2 separate regions of the Homo sapiens genome follow, and region 1 is linked to region 2. A link is a contact called in ENCODE Hi-C data. All regions are on one chromosome and are shown on one strand. Each heading gives the region's core, a stretch centred on a gene start or an enhancer-like site at or near the end of the contact. The rest is flanking DNA. Distances are from core to core; before and after follow the strand shown.

What was found. Hi-C counts contacts between places; a loop is a spot of excess contacts on that map. Pooled maps may share reads with other maps.
Region 1: a loop to region 2 is called in a map of endothelial cell of umbilical vein, with 5 times the contacts of the local background. The contact joins the enhancer-like site here to the promoter of ZNF330 in region 2. A Hi-C loop is called at or near these places in 3 of 168 maps with a recorded cell type or tissue (IMR-90, ascending aorta and endothelial cell of umbilical vein) and 6 of 50 pooled maps.

The regions. Positions count from the first base shown.
Region 1 is chr4:142,088,783-142,093,607 of GRCh38, reverse strand. The region is part of intron 23 of INPP4B (inositol polyphosphate-4-phosphatase type II B); the gene reads left to right. Among named protein-coding and RNA genes, the nearest start is that of IL15, 450 kb to the right of the region's middle. Within about 2 kb of position 1,772, at least 10 of the 41 ENCODE cell types and tissues checked have a DNase peak (open chromatin) inside an H3K27ac peak, as active enhancers do; they include ascending aorta and endothelial cell of umbilical vein, where a contact is called at or near this core.
Region 2 is chr4:141,218,268-141,223,130 of GRCh38, reverse strand. ZNF330 (zinc finger protein 330) reads right to left here and starts at 2,236. Exons shown (of 10, transcript NM_014487.6): 1 at 2,023-2,236; 2 at 640-765. The coding sequence starts at 759. RefSeq lists enhancers at 1,440-1,944, 1,945-2,451.

The DNA of each region.
Region 1 (4,825 bases), core at 523-3,022, 870 kb before region 2:
ACAGTTAACTATAATTATTTTAGAATTAATTGTAGAAGAGACTTGATGTTACAGACTATAGTACTCACCAGAGTAGGCAGTGAAAGCAGTGTTCATCATGTTAACTTTTTCATACTTAGAAGTACAAGCTCTTTAAACTGTTTTTATTGTAGCTGTTCTGTTCTGGTTGCTTATTGCCAGATAACAAGCTACCTCAAGTTTACTGTTATAAAATCAGAATCATTTTGTTTATGCTCACAGATTCTGTGGGTTAGGTATCAGAAAGGGAAACTGGGGATGGTTTCTCTCTGCTCCATGATGTCCATGACCTTCAGATGAAAGGAAGAATACCTGGGGGCTGAGAACTGGAGGCATCTGGAGGTTTCTGTACTCACATTCTGGCACCTGGGATAACCTCACTCAAAGGCTGGGCTCAGCTGTGACTGTTGACTTAAGCACCTAAACAAGACCTTCCATGTGGCTTGGGCTTCTTCCAGCATAATGGCTGGGTTCTTATAGGGAGCATCTCAAAATGAGGAATACAGTCGGCAAGTTCCAAGAGAATTATCAGGCAGGAGAGGCATAATCAATTCAGACCTGGCCTCAGAAGCCACAGATCATTACTTCTGTCATACTTCATTAGTCAAAAGATAGTCAGAAGCCCACCCAGATTCAACCTGAGGAGACATACATTCCACGTCTTTCAATAAAAAGTGTCGAAGAATGTAGAACTATGTTTTAAACCCATCACTGCAGGTGTGATAGATTTGCTGCCCTCCAGAAATACTCTGACTTGTCCTTTCCTCATTCTAAATCAACAGTACACATTTGTACTGTGGCTGGTCAATGTTGAATATACATATATAACAATTTGCTTACCTTAGAATGCTTTTGATTGCAAATGACAAAAACTCTTAATTCAAACTAGCTTAAACAATAAAGAAAACTTGCTGATAAACCTCACTGAAAATTCTAGCAGTAAGGTAGGTTTCAAGAGAGGGTTGGTTCAGTGACTCAGCAGTATAAAACAATATCTCAGGATGGGCACGGTGGCTCATGCCTGTAATCCCAGCACTTTGGGAGGCCTAGGCGGGTGGATCACCTGAGGTCAGGAGTTTGAGACCAGCCCAGCCAACATGGCGAAACCCGCATTTCTATAAAAATACAAAAATTAGCCAGGCATGATGGCGGGTGCCTGTAATCCCAGCTACTTGGGAGGCTGAGGCGGGAGAACCCCTTGAACCAGGGAGGCAGAGGTTGCAGTGAGCCGAGGTCACACCACTGCACTCCAGCCTGGGTGATAAAGTAAGACTCTGTCTCAAAAAACAAAAGCAAACAAAAAACAATATCTCCTTTGTATTTTATCATTAGGCTGCTCTTATCTCTTATGTTAATTTTATCCTATGTCTGGTCTTGTGGCTAAAAGATGGCTGTTATGAGCTAACCCCACACTCAACCAAAGGGCTAAGAAGAGGTTCCTTTCCTCTTCAGGAGCTTCACTCAGCTGGAACAGCACAGGCCACTTGCATATCCTTAAAACAGTTGCTAAGATGAGAATTTAGTGCCAACTGGTTTAGATCATGTCTATTCGTGAACTAGTCTTGATTTCAAGGGGTATGGATCACACAAATGGACGTCAGAGTGGGAGTGTGGTGCATCCCATGGCAATTTTGTATCTGCCACTTAGTGTGGGAAGTGAGTAGATTAGGGACTGGGAAGGCAGCCATAATTTCTGATTCATCTTGGAACAGTTTCTGGCCACACAGTTATTTGGCCATAAGAGAATGAAACTATTTGACATCATTAGCATCACAGTTCAGTGAGCTAAAAGGCCACGGTTCCATTCCTGTTTACTTATTAATACCCTGCCTGTGATTCAGGTCGTCAAAGTCAGAGCTCTTCTTGTTGAAGAAACCTATTTGACCTAACAAGGAGGATATAGGCCCTAAAACCTGACTCTCAACTTGATTGTTCTGTTCCATTGGGGAGGTACGAGAATAGTCATGGGGTTTGTGAATGTTTGTGACTGGGGTGTGTGACTGCACGTGTGTGAGGAGACTGTTTCTTACTTTGGATACATTCTGACTTTTACCTGAGAAAGTAGGCTTCCCCTCTGAGGCTGTGAACTCTTTTTTAAGTGCTACTAATATCTTCTGTTTTTCAGAGGTGACACAGAATTTAATAATGTAGCCTTTTCTGCCAAGAGTTTTATTCATTGTTTTCCATTACTGGTCAATGACGCATGACCGGATTCTTGCCCTTATTTTGCAGTTGAGGAAATAGGGACAGAGGGTTAAGCAATTTGCCTAAGACTACACGTCAAAGCAGCAGTAGAATTGGCATTAGAAATCACTTTCCTGGAATCTTGGCTCAGTGCTGTTTTTGAAAAGCAATTATAAAAGTTTCAAACAAAAAAGAACAAATCATACATAGCACACATTTGGGAACCCATTGCTCAGCTTTGGAATTTTCGTAAGAAACAAATATTTACAGATAGGGTAAAAGCTCCCTTTGTACCCCTCCAGGTTACCACCCTTAATCCTCCCCTCCTATGAGAACATCAATATCCTGAATTTGATGTTTTGCATCCTCATACACATTTTACTCTATATTTATGTATCCATAAAAATATGGTACAGTTTTGCACATTTGACTATATTATTGCTGTTGTTTTGTATGAATCTTTCTATAATTTGTGCTTTTTTGCTCAATATTGTTTTTGTGATATATCCATGTTGACACATATGGCATTTGTGTATCCTTTTTACTTATATTACTTTGCATTAATATATTGGTTTATTCTTACTCTTTATGAACATATTAAAGCTTTTTTGCTATTTAAAATTATAAACAATAATGCAATAAACATTCTTGTAACTTTTACCTCTGAATACTTTCTTAAACTCCATTTGAAAAAAAAAAGAATACTATTATGGAGATATGCATAGAGACTCAGCTGCCCTGTCTAAATTTTGTGTTAGAATAATGCAGGACTGAGTAGCAAAAGCAAGACTCTTTGGCTATATTTACATTTGAGGAGACACAGTCTAAGCCTAAAACCAATTCACGTTCTGTGTACACCACAATTTTCAGTTGATACATCAGGATCTATCATTACATCTTGAAACCTCACCTATTAACAAACTGGCTATTATTAATGATACTGCTTTCCTGAACCAGACCTGAATTTCTGTGGTCTGCAGAATTTTTATTGGGTTGAAAAAAAAAAAAATGGCAGCAACCCAAGTATTGGGTTGATAGAGGTGTGCTCTGAATAAAGCAAGTTTTGTCACTATAGAAATAGAAATAGTGGCCTAAAAATGTTAAAAAAAAAATCAAAATTACTTTTCTTGTAAGAAGCACACCATGGGAGAGGAAATGAAATTTCCATGAGACATCATGCCTGTGTATTCTAACACACTCTCTTTATGAGGTGGGAATGGGGAAAGGATGGCCAGGTGCTTGATTTACATTTAGGATTCTTATAGTCTGTTTAAAATGGCTTATTAAAACATTTCCATGTCTATAATGAAACAAAATTATTTTGATAAATCATGCTCTGTTCTGGAGTCTCAGCGTTCTGAAGAATTTGGTCTATTGTGTTAATACTAGAGCTGGTTTTAGTACTACCAATGGTAAAAACATCAGCAGAGATTTGGGAGAAATTACTGGTACAGCAGTTAAGAGACAAAGTTTTAGCCTTGACTCCTCCTCTGACTATGAACTTTGTGAAAAAGTCACTTCAGTCCCAGTCACTTTGGACATGGGGTTGCCCTAACTCAGGGCTTTGCAAATGTTTTATGTTGATCCTAGGAAATGTTAAATAAATGTGGTGTGTTGGAACTACAATTTTTGAAAAATTATGAAATACAAAAATTTCGAGTGCAATGTATACACTAAGGGTAAATATCATTTCATAAGGTTTTTGTTACAGAGGGGTGTGTGTGTATGACTGCTGTGAGATGTTTGTAAAGTAAGCTTTTTTCTTTTTATAAATTGAGGTATTTTTGATAATTAAGGATTAGGTATACCTAAGGCATACAATTTGATGATGTATGATACATATCCATTATTAAATAATTACCATAGTCAAACTAATTACTACTTCCTCACCTCAGATATTTATCACTTTCTCTCTCTCTCTCTCTGTGTGTGTGTGTGTGTGTGTGTGTGTGTGTGTGTGTGTGTGTGGTGAGAACATCTACAATCTACTCTGTTAGCAAATTTCAAATACATAATAAAGTATTGCTAATTAAAATTGCATTGTTATGTATCAGCTCTCCAGATGTGATGTCTTCATCTCATGTTAAAGGAAACTTCTTATTCTGTATTGCTTTCAAAACTGTTTGAAAGCCATTTGTACAAGCCTGACTTCAGAAAGAAGCTCAGGGGCTTTCCAGAAGGGGTTAAGCCCTTGTTTAAAACTCATCAGTTGCCCGCATTTTCTAGGATGAAGCCCAGATTCCCCAGCAGAGCAGAACATGATTCTCCTTCATAAATCTTGCCCCAGGACTAACCACTCCAAGGACATTCTGAACTGCACACTCCGTGTTTCTGCAGTACTGGCTCATGCCTCGTGCCTTTGCTATTTTCCCCTCAGCCTCAAACGCTCTTGGTAGCTGCAAAGCATTATCTTTGCTGGATGCCCTCCAACACCCACCAATTCTTATAGAATTGTCCAGTGCTTCCCTTGCTTCACAAATCTTTACTGAGTTATGTCATAGCCTGCAGTGTACTTTCCTGGATTTAATAATAGTTTAAATATCCATCCCACCCTACTAGACTGTGGAAATTTTGAATTCGGGTCTTTATATCGTAAGAATTTAGGTTCTTCAGGATATAATGA
Region 2 (4,863 bases), core at 987-3,486:
TAAACTAAGCTACATTAAACAATTCATGTATGTTTGACAAAAGGAGAAGGAAAAAATAGGAACAGTGGGAAAAGAAAAACAAAGAAAGGAGTGGAAATAGAGAGAACCGGAATAACTCTACAGTCAATGAAAGAGGTAATGATGACCTAATTGTTTGCTTTTTCGCATATTTCAAAAAGCATATTTCAAAAGCAGCCACCATTCAAAGCAGCCCAGAAATTATCAGGACTAACCCACTTAGCACAGGTAGATAAGGTAATAGAATGGGAAGCCAACAGATGTTAAGTAGGAAGTTCAGAAAAGAGAAATGAAAGAATTGCTAAGAAAATATGATGAAAACCCAATAAGACTAAGGCATTAAAGAAACTGGAAGATGAAAGTTTCTATTATCTATTCTTGTCCAATATCTACCTTTATCACCAACAGTATGTAAAGTAATATGCTAGGTTTTATAATAATATAAAATCCAACAACAATCACTGCCACTCAGTGAAATCAACAGACGTGCCAGAGATACTAAATTCAGCAACAAACTATATGCAAAAACACTGTCTTCACTAAAATTTTATTCAGGTATACGTCAGATAAAATAGTATATAGTTTTTCCAACTACCAACTGATATCAAAAAAAGCTGATACCATTGAGGCATTACATGGATGTTTAGCTAAATCTATAGTGCTTCTTGATGCTCTTAGTTGTTTTTCACGTTCTCGGCGGTTCTCAGCCTTCTTCCTCGCACCAGTCTTTTTTTTAGGCATTTTCCCCTATTTTGACACAAGAGAACAGAAAAGATATAATTGACTGACTGCATTTACTATTTTAATAAACTAAGAAATAGTATAACAAAGTGTCCTTTTTCTTGTTAAATGTTAAACTCTATCCTTTCGATAGTTAAGCACATTCTAAGCCTTATGAAACGTTAAGCACATATTATTCCAAATGAAGCGGGTGATCCTTAACGCATTTATTGGCACTAACGATTCTAAAAATGTAAACGTCAAAAAAATTTACCCTAAAAGACAAACTAGTCTTCTTTTCCCACTAAGAAAAAAGTTTCTCCAATGATAAAGTATTCTGCACCTCATTAAAACAAATGAATCATGTATCATTAGCAAAAACAAAAAAATCATTAATAAGAGCATTATTTAGCCAGTTTATATCACTTTTTTGAGCTATATATTCAGATGACCTGACGCTGCCAACACCTTAAGTATAACAAGTTTAATTTTTCCTATGTAATATGTAAACAAAACATCTAACAGTCAACAAATAACACTATTTATTAACTACAAAGTCAAAACATTCTGAAGATATTTAAGGTATTAGTTGCTCTGACTTTAACAAATGCTCTTCCCTCTACACGCAGTGAGCATGTAATTTTAACGGGGTTCAAATTTACGTTTAAGAGTATGTTTAATTTTCATCATTTAGTTGAAATACAAGATTTTTCTAAACTGAAGTTTTCTGAACTGAATGCTCAATTAAAAAAAAAACAAAACAGGTGGTAAGCAGTACGGTAGCAACTGAAAAATAGCCAGATTTAATAGGTGGTTATTTCGGTAACGTAACGCCCAGACCACTAAGGCACCATTCCAATATGTAAAATGACAAAATCTAGAGGGCGTGCTGCCCTGGCCAAAGAACCTCAGAAAATAATCACGAGGTGATCATGCGGATTAACTTTCTGCGTCCTCAGAGATATCCTCTGAATCCTCTGATAAAGTTAAATCTCATTTTTTTTTCCCTCCAGTTTGTTCTGCACGCTCAAAAGAGTGAATCTTCTTCTCAGCCTTATACGGGTTCAAGCCCTTTTCCGGTAACACTCCAACTTCTTGCATGCACTGCGTGTGTCACCAAATGAGGAAACAGGCACGGGGCACTGCGGCTTTAGGAGTCCAGCCTGGAGCTGGAGGACCCAGTGGGGCGGAGGGGCGTCCAGGGGAGAAGCGGCGGAGGTGCCAGGCGGCTCGGGGACCCGCAACGGGGACCCGCAACCGTCACCCGCCCGCGGGACACCCTACCTCGTGCGCGCTCCGGGCAAACCTCGCTCACTTTCGCCGGGAGACCGGACTCACTCAGGGGGCCGAGGGACAGGGAATGGCGTGAGGCCCACCCGCGACAGCAGTAAATCCAACTCGTGGACCAGGACTCCGGGAAAGAAGGTACTAACAGCCAGGGAGGCTGACAGCCGATTCCGGACACTAGGAGACGGACCGGACGTCCTTTTACGACAGCAGCGCCTTACGGCTGACGTCATAGGACGGGAGCCGCCCACCTCTGTTCGCTCCGCCCCTTCCCCGCCCACTCCTGCGGGGGCCAATGCCCCATTCCTAAGCAGAGGATCTGCAGAAAAGGAAGGGAATGCGAGGGAAAATAGGGAAGCAGAAGGAGGGAAAGCAGGGGAAGGCCCCCTCAGTTTTACTTTTTTAGAAAAAGGAGAAATCTAAAAGGAAGAGGAAAATGAACTCACAGACTTGGTACTGGATCAATTGACTCAAACAGCAAATTCATGTTGAATTCTGTTGGAAACCTTTCCCCACCTCTACATCTTGCGTGCCTCACATCCCACCTTTTCTTGGTTGCTGCGCAAACTGTGCCTTCAGTTGCCTGATGAACTTCCGTACCAGCCTCCCCTGTCTCTTATTTCTGTTATGCCCTCTGGATTCCATTCCTTTGTGAACAAATCATCCCACATTCTCTACCTCTAATGTGTAATCTGCCTGCTTTTAACTGAAACCTGATGATCCTCCCCCTGCATCAGAATCTCCTTCCGATCAAGCACCTCCACCTTTGCATAGCCGACCAAGCTGGGTTTCCTAATCTCTTTCGGAGCTCTGCCGCACTTAGGATTCAGTACCAGGCCTATTCCTGTGCTTTTCCTGCCCTCCCCCTGCAGGAGATAAAAGCCTCTTTATTTGGACCAAAGAGGCCTTCTGGAATTTACTCTTAGATTTTGATAGCCAATTAACCATCTCAGCCTTTTGCTATTTTCAAAGAATCAATTTTACTTAGCAATAACAGTCAATGCCACTGTCATTAAGGTTACTATTTCCCTCATAGTTCTCAAATGCCTGATACATTTTACCTACTCGTATATAAATTAGAATACCACCCCAGTTACGTTAGAATACCACCCCAGTTTCATTACTGATGAAAGTTGTAACTATTGCACTGTTACCTTGTGCCGAGGTCTGTGTGTCCTACACCTACCACCGAGGGGGTCCTCATTGATAGTCACATGGCCTGTGATTCGAATCATAAATCCCATCTTAGCCTAACTTGAACCACTCCTGACACCAACTGTTTTAGGTTGGCTTCCCCAGGAAGCATACTCTGAGTCAGAGAAGAGTATAATGAGTATGTTAGGGAATGCTTTGGGGAACAACATCTGCAGGAGAAATGGAAGCAGGATTGAGCAGAGGGAAGAGTTGACCTGCAGTGACGTCTCAGTGAAGGCCTCGTTTTGAATCTGGGATATCCCTTCAGAGTTGTCTTGAGTTAGGGGAACTGGGCTGGACCTTTATACACCTATGACATTTAGTCACTGGATGAACGCTGCCAAAGGAGAAGAGTGCAACCTTGGGTTAAAGGACTCCTGAAGATGGCCAAGAGCTGGATTGTGTTGGCTTGCTGCACTCTCAGCAGCTCAGGAAATAAGTCTTTCATTGAGGAAGAGGGATCTGGGTAGTGCCTGCCAGTATTCACTACCAAGAGTGATGGCAAAATAAATATTCTGACAAAGACAAAGAACCTTTACTATTCACAGATACTCAGTGAAAGAATTTCAAAGGGCAGTCTTCACAAGATGAAAATGGAATTTAAAAGGCAGGAGGGAATACAAAAAGTAATAATAATCAATTTATTTAATATATAGGGTAAATCTAAAACATTATATAAAACGACAAAATTATAATAAGCAATTTGGGATATGAAAATTATAAGGAACTGAAATATTCTATAAATTCAATGCAATTCAAATCAAATCCTCATATAGATTTTTTTAATGGAATTTGGTTAATTGCTCTCTCAAATTCATAGGAACAATTAAAGATTGAAAAGCCCAGACCATTTTAGTTATACAAGCAGAAGGATACTTTTATTTATTATAAAGCTCTAGTAATTAAAACAATATTGCATAGTTTCAGGTGTCAGCAAATAGACAAATGCAACTGAATAGAAAGCCTAGATACAGACTCACATACATTTGGATATTTGGCAAATGGTATGGGTTGCATTAGCATCAGTAAGAAGACAGGTATTATTCAATAAATGAGGCAAAGACTATTGGCGATCCATATGGAGGAAGATAAAATTAGATCCCTATTAACAGCACATATTTAATAAGTCCTAGGTGGAAGGACCTAAATATACAAAGCAAAAATAAAACTATTTTAAGAAAACATAGGAGAATGCCTTTATGATATTAAAGTAGAATGATTTATTAAGACACACACAAAAAAACAAAAAATTTAATGAACAATGAATTCAATAAAATTTAAAAACTTCAGGATGATTAAAGACATAAAGTAAAAAGGCAAATGAAAATGAGGGGAATGAATTTTGACACCCATGTAACTGACAAAAGATTTATATACAGAATAAATGACACCCATAAGATTGTCCAAAATGTAAAAGCCTGGCAGATCAAAGTATTGGTGAAAGGCGGATAAACAAATTTTAAGCAATTCTACTGGGAGTATAAATGTTAAACCTGTTTTGGAGAACCACATGGCAATGTTAAGTAAACGTAAATATGTGCAAAACTAAAGATTCAACCATTGTCCTTCTAGGTTTCTACCATAAGAAATTTGCGTACAAATATACAATGATACCATAGCACAGTTCAACAGCAAAAATTTTTA